Linked DNA regions of Homo sapiens: regions 1 and 2 are each linked to region 3. The links are chromatin contacts, found by Hi-C or POLR2A ChIA-PET in ENCODE. All regions are on one chromosome and are shown on one strand. Each heading gives the region's core, a stretch centred on a gene start or an enhancer-like site at or near the end of the contact. The rest is flanking DNA. Distances are from core to core; before and after follow the strand shown. Region 1 overlaps NEPRO-AS1 (NEPRO antisense RNA 1). Region 2 holds the start of CD200 (CD200 molecule). Region 3 holds the start of CCDC80 (coiled-coil domain containing 80).

Region 1 (4,803 bases), core at 2,196-4,695, 510 kb before region 3:
TGATGAATGTATTCATATTTGGAGATCCCTAATATCAGCAGTGCTTAAGAATTTGGTCTACATAAACCTTAACATGTTTTTCAAACATTACTAAACACGAGGTCAAAAGACATGAATAAACTCTTCAAACAGGGGAATACAGAAAATTACTCAACACATAGAAAACAGATCAGCCCAATAATAATGAAAGAAATGAAAATATAAACAAACTTATATAAGTTAGTGAAAAAATTATTTTATTATTATCAAAAATAAATAAATAAATAAATAAATAAAAGGCTGGGTGCTGTGGCTCTTGCCTATAATCTCAGCACTTTGGGAGGCCGAGGTGGGAGGATGGCTTGAGCCCAGGAGTTCAAGACTGGCCTGGGCAACATAGTGAGACTCTGTGTCTCCAAAAAAAAAAAAAAATTACTCGAATGTGGTGGCACATACCTGTAGTCTCAGCTAAACAGGAGGGTGAGATGGGAGGATCCTTTGAGCCCAGAAAGTTGATGCTGCAGTGAGCAGTGATTGTACCACAGCACTCCAGCCTGGGTGATAGAGCGAGACTCTGTCTCAAAAAAATAGAAGAAAAAAAAAGAGGAGACTGCACTTTTTGATACACAGAATGTATATACAAAACAATGTTAGTTAAAACAAAAGAGTGAAAAATATTATGCATGAGCTGACATGCATACTTGTATTTGAGAATTTTTTGGTGACCTATAAAATGGAATTTAAAAACTCAGTAGCCACACTTACAATCTGCAATCTGATTTCCTTGGAAAATATAATCTCCATTTCTACCTCCTCCTTTGCCAGTTATTTGCACTAGTATATCAAAAGGACATTCTTCTTTTTAGGTGCTGTATCCAAGCCTACTTCATCAACACAGATTCCCATGAACTGTAGAGCAGCAGGGTCAGAAAGGACCCGGAGACCAAACAAGCCATACTTTCATTTTACAGAGGCAGGAATGTCCATAAAGAGGGAAGGTCTTGCCTAAGGTCTCTCTGCTAGTTAATGGCAAGGCTAGTATAAAACATAAGTTTCAATCTTCTTCAGTACTTAACACAGTCACTGGTACATAGTAGGAATTTGAGAACATTTGTGGAATGAATGACTGACTTTCATAATAGAAGACTGACATGGCAGAATTCATTGGAAAGCTCACATACTGGGAGTCTTGCTTCTGGGCACCCAGCTGAGAGTCAACATCTGAATATGAAAGATTTGGACTCACAGAGCAGAACCAAAACGGAAAACAAAGTAAAAACCAAAACCGAAAACCAAAAAACAAACAAAAAACAAGGAAGGGAAACCTAAAGCCATGGTCTGGCTTGGTAGAAGGCTACTATTTGACTTAAAATACTTGGAACATTAGTAATTTTCATGGGTGTGTCTGCTGTTCTACAGATCTAGGTTCTGGGCAATTAAAAGCTATGGGTTTATTCTGGTTTATTTTAGGCAGCCTGCTGTGGCCTCTTCCTATTGTGGTTGAGGACATTGTGTGGATGGGCAAATGCTTGGCCTCCTATTTGGATTCGAGACTAATGCTCATTATTTTATTTCAAAAGGAAGAAGAGCTGACATAAATAGTTCATGGAGAGTCCTGGTGGGAGAAGGTGATATCTGTCTTACTGCAGAACTAGGGTAATATGAAGAAAACCAACATGGAAAACCGTGTCTCCCTCCTTGTGTTGTTTTGGAGGCAGTCCAGGAAAGGAGGACGGATCTACTTTCTAACTTGTGGAGAGATCATGGGCAAGTCACCCTGGTCTAAGTTTCTTCAAGGTAAATTACAATCCTGATTAAGAGGTTCAGAGAAGGTAACAGACATGAAAGAATTTTGAAAAATATAATATGTTATATTAACTTGTGGTGGTATATGATGGAGTTGAATTCAGCATAGGAAATAATTTTTTAAAAAGCTGTGTTGTGTTGCTACTTCTTTAAAAATGATGGCTAATAAAAGAGAATGAGCAGAGAAGGCCGTGCTTATAAGGAAGGAAGGAAATAACTGAATGATGGGTTTTTACATCATAGAACAATGGTAAAAACATCTTTGGCTGCAGTTTCCTCTTGTCCACTCATCTACCTACCAGCTGCTACTAAACATTAAACATTAAAGCATGGTAAAGAGGACTAAAAAACAAACAAACAAACAAACAAATCACCACCACAACAACAAAAAACTAGGCAATAATAGACCTTTGCTAAAGTTTATCCTCCTTTTCAGCATCCTTTTCTATCAGCCTATAGCCCATCATAGAACCCTGGCAAATATTAAATAGCTGTGGTCGAACAGAAAAAAACAACAGTTTTAGAATTAAGAGTTGGGTGTGGGCCCGAGTTCCTGCACATGTTGGCTGTGTAACCTGGAGAAGTTTTTTGTTTGTTTGTTTGTTTGTTTTTGAGACGGAGTCTCGCTCTGTAAGTTTTAAAAGTCTTTCTTATCCCAGATTTCCTCATCTATAACAAAAGAAGAACAGCCTACTATCCGGGCAGTGTCCAAATGAAATAATGTTTGTGAAAACCCTTTACAAACTGTAAAGTGCATTAGAAATGCCTATATTGTTATTCCGTCTTTTTGCCTCAGTTTCTTCATTTGTAAAACACGGCCAGTGACACCCATTTCACTAGGATATTTTGGTTCCCCGTGAAGCCCTCTGCAAGTAACTGAGTCTCATATTATACCTCACCCTAGATCTACAGCCCCTTATTTCTCTACCATGTAATGGAATATTTATTTCCAGCCTGACATTTTTGTTTTCTATTGTCTTGTTAGATATCACCCTCAGAGAGCTTCCAATATACTTGATAAGTGAAGACCCTCCCATGATTTACCTGCCCACACCTCTCTTTTTACAGGGGCCTGCTACTGTAGAAAGCTGGGACCCATGTTTGACAAGAGGCTCTTGGTTCTCTCCACCAAGAGGATTTAGGCATTCACCCTTCTTCAGACACTCCTGCCATGCTGATTACAGGGAGACCCCAGAGAGGTGAAAAAGCAGAGTGGACCGTGACAGCCTGAAGAACATTAAAAAAGAGCTTGCAGACGGTGCCACTAAATGCCTGAGACACTGAGTGAGAGGAGGGGCCCCATCCACTGAGCTGGCCGCCTCCTGTCTTCCCTCAAAACAGATAGCTCTTTCCATTCACTTCCACATGCGTCTATTCTCTGCCTCTTGAGTGGGCCTGAAACTGGAAAACATCTGCACTAGTTTCGTTTGGGTGTGATTTATAAGGACTCCCTGCGGTCCCCTCTCTCCCTTCTCCTCCTCTTCACCTCTGGGGCTTCGGGGTTTGGTTTTTTTTTTTTTTTGTTTTTAAACAGGCTTGTGTTTCTTGAGACTGGGTCACCTTGATTTATTATGCCCTGGACTCATTAACAGAAGACTCTGGGACAGGTCATTTATTTTCTGAGTGGTAATTTCCTGTCCTACCCCAGCCTGGCTCAGCAGGGGCCCAGTGGAGCACAGACTTATATTAGCTGCACTGTCACCATGGGAGAACAGAATTGAGCAAGAAAAGTTCAGAGGGCAAAAAACATCTCTTAAGAGCTTTTCTCCTTACTCTGATGATTTCCTTCAGAGTCCCTTTTGGTAGCTCCCTGTCTCTCTTTTTTTTTCTCCCTTACCCCAGCAAATGGGATAAAGTTTAACAAGTTGCACGACTGCCTTCTTAAAGGAATAAACACTGGCCTTTCTTCTCTGTTTCATGTTTGAGTGATCCAACATTTATATGCAAAAATAAAAGATAGGGAGGATACTAGTGGGCACCCCAAGCTGAGGATGAATTAGATGAATTAAACAGTCCAAATTTTTACCAGGCCCTTGTTACAATAATATATTCACGTTGAGGCACTGAAATCTGATGTGTTAATTTTTAGAGAGACCAGAAGACAAAGATAAAATTACTCAAGATTTTCAGATAGGATCTTGGGATGAAGATTAAAGAAATTGACATTATTTAGCCTAAAGTTCAGAGGCTGAAGAATGATTTATTAACTGTTTCCAGGTCTCTGGAAGGTAGTTACATATAGGAATGATGGTGACCAGCTGTTTTCTGACTGCACTAAGGATAGAATGAAAGGAAGTGGAATCAAATTGTAGTAAAATGGCAGAATAAGTAGTCATAAAGGTGAACATCCATGGCTAAAGTCTATTGAGGAAGATGAGATATATCTTTAAAGCTGTAAGCTTGTTAGCCCCATTTTATAGGTTAATGAATGGAGGTTCAGAGAGGTTAAAAAACTTGACCAATGTCCATCACTGAGGAAGTGACAGAACCAGGTCTAGCTGGACTCCACAGTGTATGACAAGGCTGACTTATATGGCAAAGAAATTAACAAGAAATACAGAAAATAGTCATTTTATGAAGTGCCATTAGCCTAGATTGGCTCATGTGCAGAGGACAGGGGATTCAATTCTGTGGACTTAAGGTCCTGGGATTCTGTGCTATACCTGCCTCTGTGTTGGGAGGACAGTACCCTCCATTCACTCTCAGCCCAACAGACAGGCAGAGAGGGCAGACAAGCACTGCAGTTTCCCTGAAACAGTCTGAAGATTTTTGGCTCTGTTTGTGCTGGTCATGTCTGTTGCTTGTCATGGGCTGCACTCCCAGACGAAGGCTCTGGTTTCAGGAAGGCCATGAGGATGATGGGTTGTGGGTGTCCAGGGCACAGGAAAGACATCCCTCCTACGCACAGTGCATGGCGTCCCAAAGGTTCATCCCTCATGGGAAGGCCAGTTAGTTAAGGAGGTTCCAGAGTTTGTTCCACGGTGAGGATTGGAATTTACGCAGAGCCACCAAAGTGGC
Region 2 (5,023 bases), core at 620-3,119, 310 kb after region 3:
AATTCTATGTGATATTTTTTAAACCATTAGGCTTCTCTGACGTGGAAATCCAGGCTCTACCAGAGGCCATGATGAAGAATGCAGAATGGACAAGCTCTCATAGAGAAAATCTGTGTTTTAGGACAAGAGAGAAAGCAGATACATACCAAACCATATATTGTGGACTGGGAGCCAGCAATGTTAAGAAACAAAACACAGTGATTGAGGCAAAGGAAATCAGAAGGAAAGCCTTACTCTTAAATAGATACGTATTTTTATTTTACAGGTTTTTTTTTTCCTCGAGTCTGTGCAGAATAACTGAAAATACGACCAATCTGAAAACAACAGTATTTATATGTTTACAGGGAGGTGACCGGGGCTAAAACAAATACTAGATTTGTGAGCAAAAGAAATCATTTTACCTCTCTGAGACTCCGGAAAAGTAATAGTACCAATCTAATGGTTAAAAAGACTAAATGAAGTAGTATATAAAGCTCCTAGAATACTGCCAGTAGAAATAAGCACTAAATAAATGTTGCTCTTATCTCACATAGTTATTATGAGAATTAGGCAATTAAAGCACTTAGTATAGAGCCTAGGTTATAGTAAATGCCAATACGTGTTAGGTAGCTAAAAAAATTAATCGATCAAATCATATAGGGGGAACTACAGTCCTGAAAACAAAGAAGCCCACTTATAACCCTTGCCATGCAGTCCAGGGTTCACAAAAACCTGGGTCTTACCAGACAGCTGCCCACCTGGTAGCTATATTGCCCCTATTCATGCCTCTTCCTCAGCAAGTTTCTATGTCCAAATCCACATTACCCCACATGTAGTCACAAGGACTTGGAAATATCAGCCTTTCCGCCTGTTTATGTGTAAAACGAGGTAATAATTCATTTTTAGAAGGATAGTTACAAAGAAGATTAACAGCATCTAGCTTGCAGTAGACCGTAGCTCACAGACCACCATTCTCCTTTGTTAAGAAAGACAGTGAAATCATTGGCTATGTGGTCTTGCCAACAAACCATACATGAAAAAATTATCTTGAGGCATTCACTGTATTTGGATTCTTATACCAATACCATTGTATTTGGATTTCATATACCAATGGGATATATGAAAACCTTCTCCGTTTTTTGTCTTGTAAGCTGGTTCCGAATAAACAAAATGTCTGTTTCTCTAGATACCCGGGGTTAACCCTTCAAAGCATTATGATCACAGAGCATTTCAGCTCTCTCAAGTGTAGCTTCAGCTTTAACTGATCCTTCATGGCTTCCCCCAGGCAAGGGCTAGGAGGGAGAAAGGGGCTGCATAACAAAGAGGAGACGCAGGAGCTCTCCCGGAGAAAGCGAGCCTGGAAATCTGTATCTCCGCCGCAGCTTTTGGTGCCAATATGGAACCAATACAGCATTTCTCTTTCCCTTTTGGGGGCAGTTTAAAATAGGCTGTGCCTCCCCAGTTTTGGGAGCTGGAGCCAGTGAGCCGAGCCGAGCCTGCCCGGAGGATGCGCCAGCTTCGTCAGCGCGGATCAAGAGCCCCCGGAGCCCCGGCCTGGTGCATCTTTTTTTCAGGCAATTGGAATGGAGAATCTGGACGCCAGCAGCTGCCTGTAAACCACCCTTTGGAAGGCAAAATCCGTTTCTCAGCAAGAGAAAGCGCTTAGAGAAAAGCGCTGCCATCAACACCGCTGATCTAGTCCCCGGACCAGATTGTGGCAAGAGCCGAAGCTCCGCGCCTTCCACTCGCCGCCCGCCCCAGGGCCACCGGCTCAACATCGCCTGCCCTGCGCCCTCCTTCCCAAGCCCCGGCCCCGCTCACCAGCCTCTCCATCCTTGCTCCTGGAGGCGCGCGCGAGGTGGCTGACTGCGGATGTGCGCCTGGAGCTCTGCTAGGCAGGCGGGAGGAGCGTCACCTGTGCCCCTGCCGCACCTCCCGCCTCTTCCTCCTCGCTAGCCCCCTTCTCCCACTCCGTTTTCCCCACGCCCTCACAGGAGCGGAGGCTGTCTGTGTGGGGGGAATTAAATGATGTTTATATTCAGCTTTGTCTATTTTCAGACATTTTTCCCTTTTCAAAGGTGACCGCTGGGGAAACTGACAAAGTGTTTGGAAAAAAAAAATCATTTTTTTTTTTCCATTTTCCTGCTACCTGGACTGAGAAAGGAAATGAGGTGGGAGGTTGTGGAGATCAGTTGTTGACCTGTTAGCTCTTGATGTAGTGGCAAAGGATTCAAGCTGAATTTAACCAATGGACTTTTTTTTTTTTTTAAAGAAAAAACTTACATTTATTATTTTTAAATCCAGATTCAAATTATATATTTAAGCAATTCCGTAATGATTTCACCTTTCATGATGTGATCAATTCTTTGGTGAAGAGTTTCCTTCCACTTGCATTAATGATGAGGATTCTTTTTTCCCTTCTCCTTCTCCTTCTTCTCCTTCTTCTTCTTCTTGAGACGGAGTCTCGCTCTGTGGTCCAGGCTGGAGTGCAGTGGCGCTATCTTGGCTCACTACAAGCTCCGCCTCCCGGGTTCCCGCCATTCTCCTGCCTCAGCCTCCCGAGTAGCTGGGACTACAGACGCCCGCCACCATGCCCGGCTAATTTTTTGTATTTTTAGTAGAGACGGGGTTTCACCATGTTAGCCAGGATGGTCTCGGTCTCTTGACCTCGTGATCCGCCCGCCTCGGCCTCCCAAAATGCTGGGATTACAGGCGTGAGCCACTGCGCCCGGCCCTCCTCCTCCTCTTCCTCCTTCTCCGTCTCCTTCTCCTTCTCCTTCTCCTCCTTCTCCTTCTCCTCCTCCCCCTCCCCCTCCTCCTCCTCCTTCGTCTTCTTCTTCTTGTTCCAGAGTTCTTGGCTCTTAAAAAAAAAAAAAAAAGGACAAAGAAATCATCAAGTGTTCACCTCCTGAAGGCTTTTGTGTTTTACTACTACCACCCTCTCATAAGGAGCTGGGACAAAGCTTTGGGGTTTTGTTTTTGCTTCTTTTTACAGACAAAGTCTCGCTCTGTTGTCCAAGCTGGAATGCAGTGGTGCGATCATAACTCACTCCTGGGCTCAAGGGATCCTCTCACCTCAGCCTCTAGAGTAGCTAGAATGATAGTTGTGCAGCCACTATGTCCAGCTTTTTTTTTTTTTCCAGACACGGGGTCTTGTGTTGCCCAGGCTGGCCTGAAATTCCTAGCCTCAAATGCTCCTTCTACCTTTGCCTCCCAAAGCAGTGGGATTACAGGCATGAACCACTGCACCTGACCTATTCTCCCACTTCTTTTTTTGGGGGGGGGGCGGTGGGAGACGGGGGCGGAGTCTCGCTCTGTCGTCCAGGCTGGAGTGCAGTGGCGCGATCTCGGCTCACTGCAAGCTCTGCCTCCTGGGTTCACGCCATTCTCCTGCCTCAGCCTCCGAAGTAGCTGGGACTACAGGCGCCCGCCACCACGCCCGGCTAATTTTTTTTGTATTTTTAGTAGAGACGGGGTTTCACCGTTTAGCCAGGATGGTCTCGATCTCCTGACTTCATGATTCGCCCGTCTCAGCCTCCCAAAGTTGTGGGAATTACAGGCGTGAGCCACCGCGCCCGGCCCCTATTCTCCTACTTCTAACACCATAGACTAGGCTCACCTGATTTTGAATTTTATATGAATGGCATCGTAGCATATGTCTTCACTTGTTTCTGGGTTTTTTACTCAACAGTAGATTTTAAAAATCCATCCATGTTATTGCCTGTAGTGTGGCTTATTCATTCTCACTGATGTATAGTATCCTATTCTGTAAATACTGTCTATTACAATTTATTTATCTATTCTTCTATTAATTAACATTTCTTTGTTTTTCAAATTGGAAGCATTTTTCATAGTGGTGCTATAAACATTCTTATACCTGTCTTTTCACAAGCATATGTACATCATTCTATTACATTTATTTTTCCCATATATTTTCCTATCACTTTATTTTTAACCTTCCTCTATTAGAGAAATATTAACTGCACACTTGGAAAAAAAATTCTCCCACCTTGGCCTCCCAAACTACTGGGATTACAGTTGTGAGCCACTGCACCCGGCCTTAACCTATTTGTATGTTGTAATTACTGATATAATAGGACTTTTAATTTTTTTATATTTTATTTTAGTATATTTTCTTCTGTCTTATCTTTCATTAAGCTAAATATTATCTTGCTACATTAAGAGTTATATTTTATTATTCTGCTGTTTTCTCCTAACTTACTAAGGACAATGCATATATTTATTTTTTTAAGTCAATTTCTTAAATTTCCCAACACGTATACCTTAGCATAATTCTCCTCACCTCTCATAATCTTATTTTCTAATTTTTTAAAAATAAAATCTTACATTTATTATTTTAAAATCCAGATTCAAATTATATAGTTAAGCAACCAGTTTCATAATGATTGAGGCCAGGAGTTCAAGATCATACTGGGCAACATAGTGAGACCCCTGTCTCTACCAAAAAATAAAAATAAATTACCTGAACATGGTGGCACATGTCTGTAGTCCCAGCTAATCAGGAGGCTGAGATGGGAGGATTGCTTAAGCTCGGGAGGTTGAGGCTGAAGTGAGCCATGATGGAGACACTGCACTCTAGCCTGGGTGATGCAGTGAAACACTATTTCAAAAAAAAAAATAGCTTAAAAACAACATTTTTAGGTTAAAAGAGACTTGGGACACAGAAGAGTGAACAAAAGGGGAAAAACTCCCAGCCATAATGAAGCATAAACATTGTATTAAAAACCCTTTGAAAAAGAAGAAATTTGCTTACATAATTTTTTTTAAAGAAAGGTCTGCAGGAAAAAGAAAAAAATGACATTTAAAATTATTGGACAGATTTAAAGGAGCATTCAGAATTAATATATCACCTTAACTATATCAGATGTCAATATTGAGCAAAAGAAGCAAACAAGGAACTCAACAAAATGAGAAGAAAAAAAATAATAAAACTAAAGGCAGAAATCAATAAAAACGAACACAAATAGAATAAATATAATTTTTTTAGAGATTAATTGATCAAACGGGTGGCATGTAATACTCA
Region 3 (4,793 bases), core at 1,265-3,764:
CTCCCCACAAATTACTACAAAACAAATGTCAGGTAGTTTCCTATCAATTAATTCCCAAATTAGCATTTCTAAAGTCTACTTTAACATTTTCTTCCTTTCACCTTTTTCTGACTCAACATCAATGTCTTCCTTTCAGATATCACCAACCCCCACCACCCTCCCCCAACCCCTAGCACTAATTGGTTAATTGTTTCTTCAGTTGCAGAAAAATAGAAAGATCTAAATGGAGGACTTACAAAATATGGAGCTCTTAAATAACGGACTTGAAATTGAGAATTATTACAAGCCATTAATCATTATAGATCTCCCCGGAAATGAATGAATGAGAATTTATCATTGCTCTTATTAGGTACGTGCCTCCAATACTTCTTCAGGAGGATTTTCTGAAGCCCCAGGTAAGCGTTTAGGCATTGAGATGAAAACAAGCATGAGAAGCCCCACTTTGCCAGTGTGTGTGTATGTATCTGTGTGTGAGAAGAGACTGGGGGAAGGAGTTGGGTGTGGGGTGGGGACTAACGGCGGCGGTGGAGTGTTAGGTCCTCTCTGGTGTGTGTGTTTAGTGCGCCATCTGGTGACTGAAGCTCACAGAGGGAAGAAAGCCTGAGGTCCTAGGAAGACAGGCACAACCCAGGGTTGGGGTGGCTCCTCATGGTCAATTCGGGGTTGCTAAAGTGGCTGTATTTCAGCTTTACCAGCGCACAGGTGACAAATGTTGTGCACATCATGGAGAGGTTTGTGTAAGTCATGACTTATTCAAGAAAAATAATAAAGGGCTTTAAGGACCTATTGAGAAAAGCAAAAAGTACAGTTACACAATTATCCCAGACAGTAGGACTCTAAAAGTGTAAGTACTCTGGTTGAACAAATAAATGAAACTCTTCTACGAATGTGGGAAATGCAAAAAGGAATTGAAGGAAGGGAAAAAACTGAAGGTATGAGTAGAAAATTAAAGAGAGAGGCAGGATAGCATCACGCTTTGTAGGCTGTTCTAAACCTGGGTTCAAATTTCAGAGCTACTGCTTACCTTTTGTGGGACAATAGGCAATTTATTTAAACTCACCAAGCCTCAGTTTGCTCATCTATAAAATGAGGATCATTCTGTTTACTTTCTAAGGATACTGTGAGGGTTAAATAAAAGAATTCACAAAAATACTAAGCCCAAAGCTTCACATGTAAATGCTCAATAAATGGTAGTTGTTATAAGCAGAGAGAAGAGAAGAGGAAATGAAAAGCCAGAAGGGAGAAAGCTCAGTAAGGATAGTGTAGGACGCCTTAGAAAATTATGAGAAAGGAAGTAACATCTAGGACCCTCCAACTTAGCACAAGGCTAGGTTGATCAACCCAACAGGTGAATACCACGAAGGCTGCAATCTATGACTCCAGTGGACAGAGGGTCTCTGCCTGAAGCCCACTTTTGTTATTATCCTTACAAGTGTCTGAGAGAATGCCACAGCAGGGCTGGCCATCCTTCTTGGTACCCCTGGGACTTCAAGGTGTGGCCGGGCAACTCTATAGTTAACCTCTATACAGGACTTTCTCAGTTCCATGCTCGTAGCTTATGTGAAAAAAGTCAAATGTGACCAGGGCAAGATGGGGCTGATCAAGGCATAACAACTAGGGATGAAGTTTGATCCAGTGAGGGACGCTATTAGCATGACTGAGCTGGCAAGGAGGTTTCTGAGAACCCTGGCTTGTCACTGTTGGTGGCAGTTAATAGTGACATGGAGAGTCAGCTCGCCCAGCATGGCCGGAAGAAATATCCACGTAACCTGAGACCCCTTCCTTCTCCATTGAATCCTTATGGCAGACTCAGGAGGTGGAATCCCAAAGCTGCCTCACTCTCTCTTTCAGAACCTGATAAGTCTACTTCTATGGATTGCCTAAAGCCCTTCAGACATCTAAAGTCTCTGCAGAGGAAAATATTGCACTACACACACACACACAAACACACACACTCGGGACCTCCAAGGGAGCCCTTAGTCTACCATCTGCAGCCAGAGCTTTGAAGCTAGAGATCATAATGCCTGTTCCCTGATGTAACAGTCAACTGCAATCTCGACTTGCAGCCATTGCCTGCATTTCTAACCTTTTACCAGCTTCCTTCCATGCCGAGGAGAAACTAGGACCAAGAACACAGTAATATGATCCCCAATTAGCATAAAATAAAAACAACCTAGTCATGTTTTCCATGGGCTTTTCCAACCTCAAACTAAAAGCACAAAGCAGGGAGAAAGATATAAGAATATACACATGGGACTATAAATACATATATACTGTCTGTGTCAGCACAGCCAAGCACCCTGACCCAAATGAGTATCTGTCTCTAAGAAAAGAATGTAGCCTGATGCAGAAATCTGAGAATTTTCTCCTTCCAAAGTACAGTGTAAGAACAGACTGGAAGAGAAGTTACCCCGATGACTTGGTTTGGAAGGGGTTAAGGCACCAGTCATCCTCTTCTAAAGTGATTTATGATGATGTGTGGAGTTTAAAAACTTTACCCCACCCCAAAGAACAGCCTTCTCACTCCTCACTGAGTCCACTCTGAACGTGCTAAAATGGGAAGGAGGCGGTGTTTTGCTGATCTGTTAAATTCTTAGTGAAGTTTCCTTGATTTCCAGTGGCTGCTGTTGTTTGAGTTTGGTTTGGAGCAAAACTGAGGTAGTCCTAACATTTCTGGGACTGAATCCAGGCAAGAGAAAGAAGAAAAAGAAGAAGAAAAAGAGGAGGAAAAAGGTAGGGAGAAATAAAGGGAGGAGAGAAGCACAGTGAAAGAAAAAAAAAGTCCCTTTTCGACATCACATTCCTGTGTTTTCCCTCAGCCTGGAAAACATATTAATCCCAGTGCTTTTACGCCCGGAAACAAAGAGACTAAGCCAGACTATGGGGGAAAGGGAGATAAGAAGGATCCTGGAACTTTAAAGAGGGAAAGAGTGAGATTCAGAAATCGCCAGGACTGGACTTTAAGGGACGTCCTGTGTCAGCACAAGGGACTGGCACACACAGACACACGAGACCGAGGAGAAACTGCAGACAAATGGAGATACAAAGACTTAGAAGGACAGCTCCTTTCACCTCATCCTACTTGTCCAGAAGGTAAAAAGACACAGCCAGAAAGAAAAGGCATCGGCTCAGCTCTCAGATCAGGACAGGCTGTGGATCTGTGGCGGTACTCTGAAAGCTGGAGCTGCAGCACACCCCTTTTGTATTGCTCACCCTCGGTAAAGAGAGAGAGGGCTGGGAGGAAAAGTAGTTCATCTAGGAAACTGTCCTGGGAACCAAACTTCTGATTTCTTTTGCAACCCTCTGCATTCCATCTCTATGAGCCACCATGTAAGTGTGTAATCTTTTCTGTCTTTGATCTGTTTATTTGTTTCTTTATTGCTTATTTTGAAGGAATGAAATGTGAATGTTGTCATAATTAATATGCTAGTTTGCATTTTCTTTGGAGCATCCAGAGCATTAGTTGAAACAGTACAAGCATGCTGACTGGGAAACTGAATTGGATTTCCTGCTTAATGTAACTGTCTCTGTTAAACACTAACAAATTATAGGGGATTGAAAGTAACAGGATCTCATCCCATTTTCCATCTCCTGACCTCCCTCCTTCTCTCTAACCAACCTTTTCCCCTCCCCTTGGCTGAGATACAGAAAAAGAAAATGACCAGCTCTGTTTCCAGATAAATAATTTTCTTTCTTTTTTCCCCCTCCCCTTTGTTTTATGACCTCCGTGCATCGCAAAGTGGATTACACAATGACATGGAGAATGGGACCCCGTTTCACTATGCTGTTGGCCATGTGGCTAGTGTGTGGATCAGAACCCCACCCCCATGCCACTATTAGAGGCAGCCACGGAGGACGGAAAGTGCCTTTGGTTTCTCCGGACAGCAGTAGGCCAGCTCGGTTTCTGAGGCACACTGGGAGGTCTCGCGGAATTGAGAGATCCACTCTGGAGGAACCAAACCTTCAGCCTCTCCAGAGAAGGAGGAGTGTGCCCGTGTTGAGACTAGCTCGCCCAACAGAGCCGCCAGCCCGCTCGGACATCAATGGGGCCGCCGTGAGACCTGAGCAAAGACCAGCAGCCAGGGGCTCTCCGCGTGAGATGATCAGAGATGAGGGGTCCTCAGCTCGGTCAAGAATGTTGCGTTTCCCTTCGGGGTCCAGCTCTCCCAACATCCTTGCCAGCTTTGCAGGGAAGAACAGAGTATGGGTCATCTCAGCCCCTCATGCCTCGGAAGGCTACTACCGCCTCATGATGAGCCTGCTGAAGGACGATGTGTACTGTGAGCTGGCGGAGAGGCACATCCAACAGATTGTGCTCTTCCACCAGGCAGGTGAGGAAGGAGGCAAGGTGAGAAGGATCACCAGCGAGGGCCAGATCCTGGAGCAGCCCCTGGACCCTAGCCTCATCCCTAAGCTGATGAGCTTCCTGAAGCTGGAGAAGGGCAAGTTTGGCATGGTGCTGCTGAAGAAGACGCTGCAGGTGGAGGAGCGCTATCCATATCCCGTTAGGCTGGAAGCCATGTACGAGGTCATCGACCAAGGCCCCATCCGTAGGATCGAGAAGATCAGGCAGAAGGGCTTTGTCCAGAAATGTAAGGCCTCTGGTGTAGAGGGCCAGGTGGTGGCGGAGGGGAATGACGGTGGAGGGGGAGCAGGAAGGCCAAGCCTGGGCAGCGAGAAGAAGAAAGAGGACCCAAGGAGAGCACAAGTCCCACCAACCAGAGAGAGTCGGGTGAAGGTCCTGAGAAAACTGGCCGCCACTGCACCAGCTTTGCCCCAACCTCCCTCAACCC

The links. A loop is a pair of places that touch in the nucleus more often than their neighbours do. ChIA-PET counts read pairs that join two places held with the same protein, here RNA polymerase II (POLR2A). Pooled maps may share reads with other maps.
Region 1: a map of sigmoid colon shows a loop between it and region 3 (3-fold over the local background). The contact joins the enhancer-like site here to the promoter of CCDC80 in region 3. A Hi-C loop is called at or near these places in 1 of 168 maps with a recorded cell type or tissue (sigmoid colon) and 3 of 50 pooled maps. POLR2A ChIA-PET finds 5 or more read pairs at or near these places in 2 of 52 experiments (BJ and OCI-LY7).
Region 2: a loop to region 3 is called in a map of ovary, with 8 times the contacts of the local background. The contact joins the promoter of CD200 here to the promoter of CCDC80 in region 3. A Hi-C loop is called at or near these places in 1 of 168 maps with a recorded cell type or tissue (ovary), 1 of 37 single-sample maps with no recorded cell type and 6 of 50 pooled maps. POLR2A ChIA-PET finds 5 or more read pairs at or near these places in 2 of 52 experiments (H1 and WTC11).

The regions. Positions count from the first base shown.
Region 1 is chr3:113,150,245-113,155,047 of GRCh38, reverse strand. The region is part of intron 1 of NEPRO-AS1 (NEPRO antisense RNA 1); the gene reads right to left. It overlaps LINC02044 (long intergenic non-protein coding RNA 2044), which reads left to right. Exons shown (of 4, transcript NR_110823.1): 3 at 1,560-1,776. Among named protein-coding and RNA genes, the nearest start is that of LINC02044, 15 kb to the left of the region's middle. Within about 2 kb of position 3,445, at least 10 of the 41 ENCODE cell types and tissues checked have a DNase peak (open chromatin) inside an H3K27ac peak, as active enhancers do; they include sigmoid colon, where a contact is called at or near this core.
Region 2 is chr3:112,330,002-112,335,024 of GRCh38, reverse strand. It overlaps CD200 (CD200 molecule), which reads right to left and starts at 1,869. Exons shown (of 6, transcript NM_005944.7): 1 at 1,801-1,869. The coding sequence starts at 1,812. LOC105374042 (a long non-coding RNA gene) reads right to left here. Exons shown (of 5, transcript NR_147411.1): 5 at 2,271-2,839. RefSeq lists enhancers at 288-1,244, 1,245-2,202.
Region 3 is chr3:112,638,864-112,643,656 of GRCh38, reverse strand. It overlaps CCDC80 (coiled-coil domain containing 80), which reads left to right and starts at 2,514. Exons shown (of 8, transcript NM_199511.3): 1 at 2,514-3,330; 2 at 3,741-4,793. The coding sequence starts at 3,752.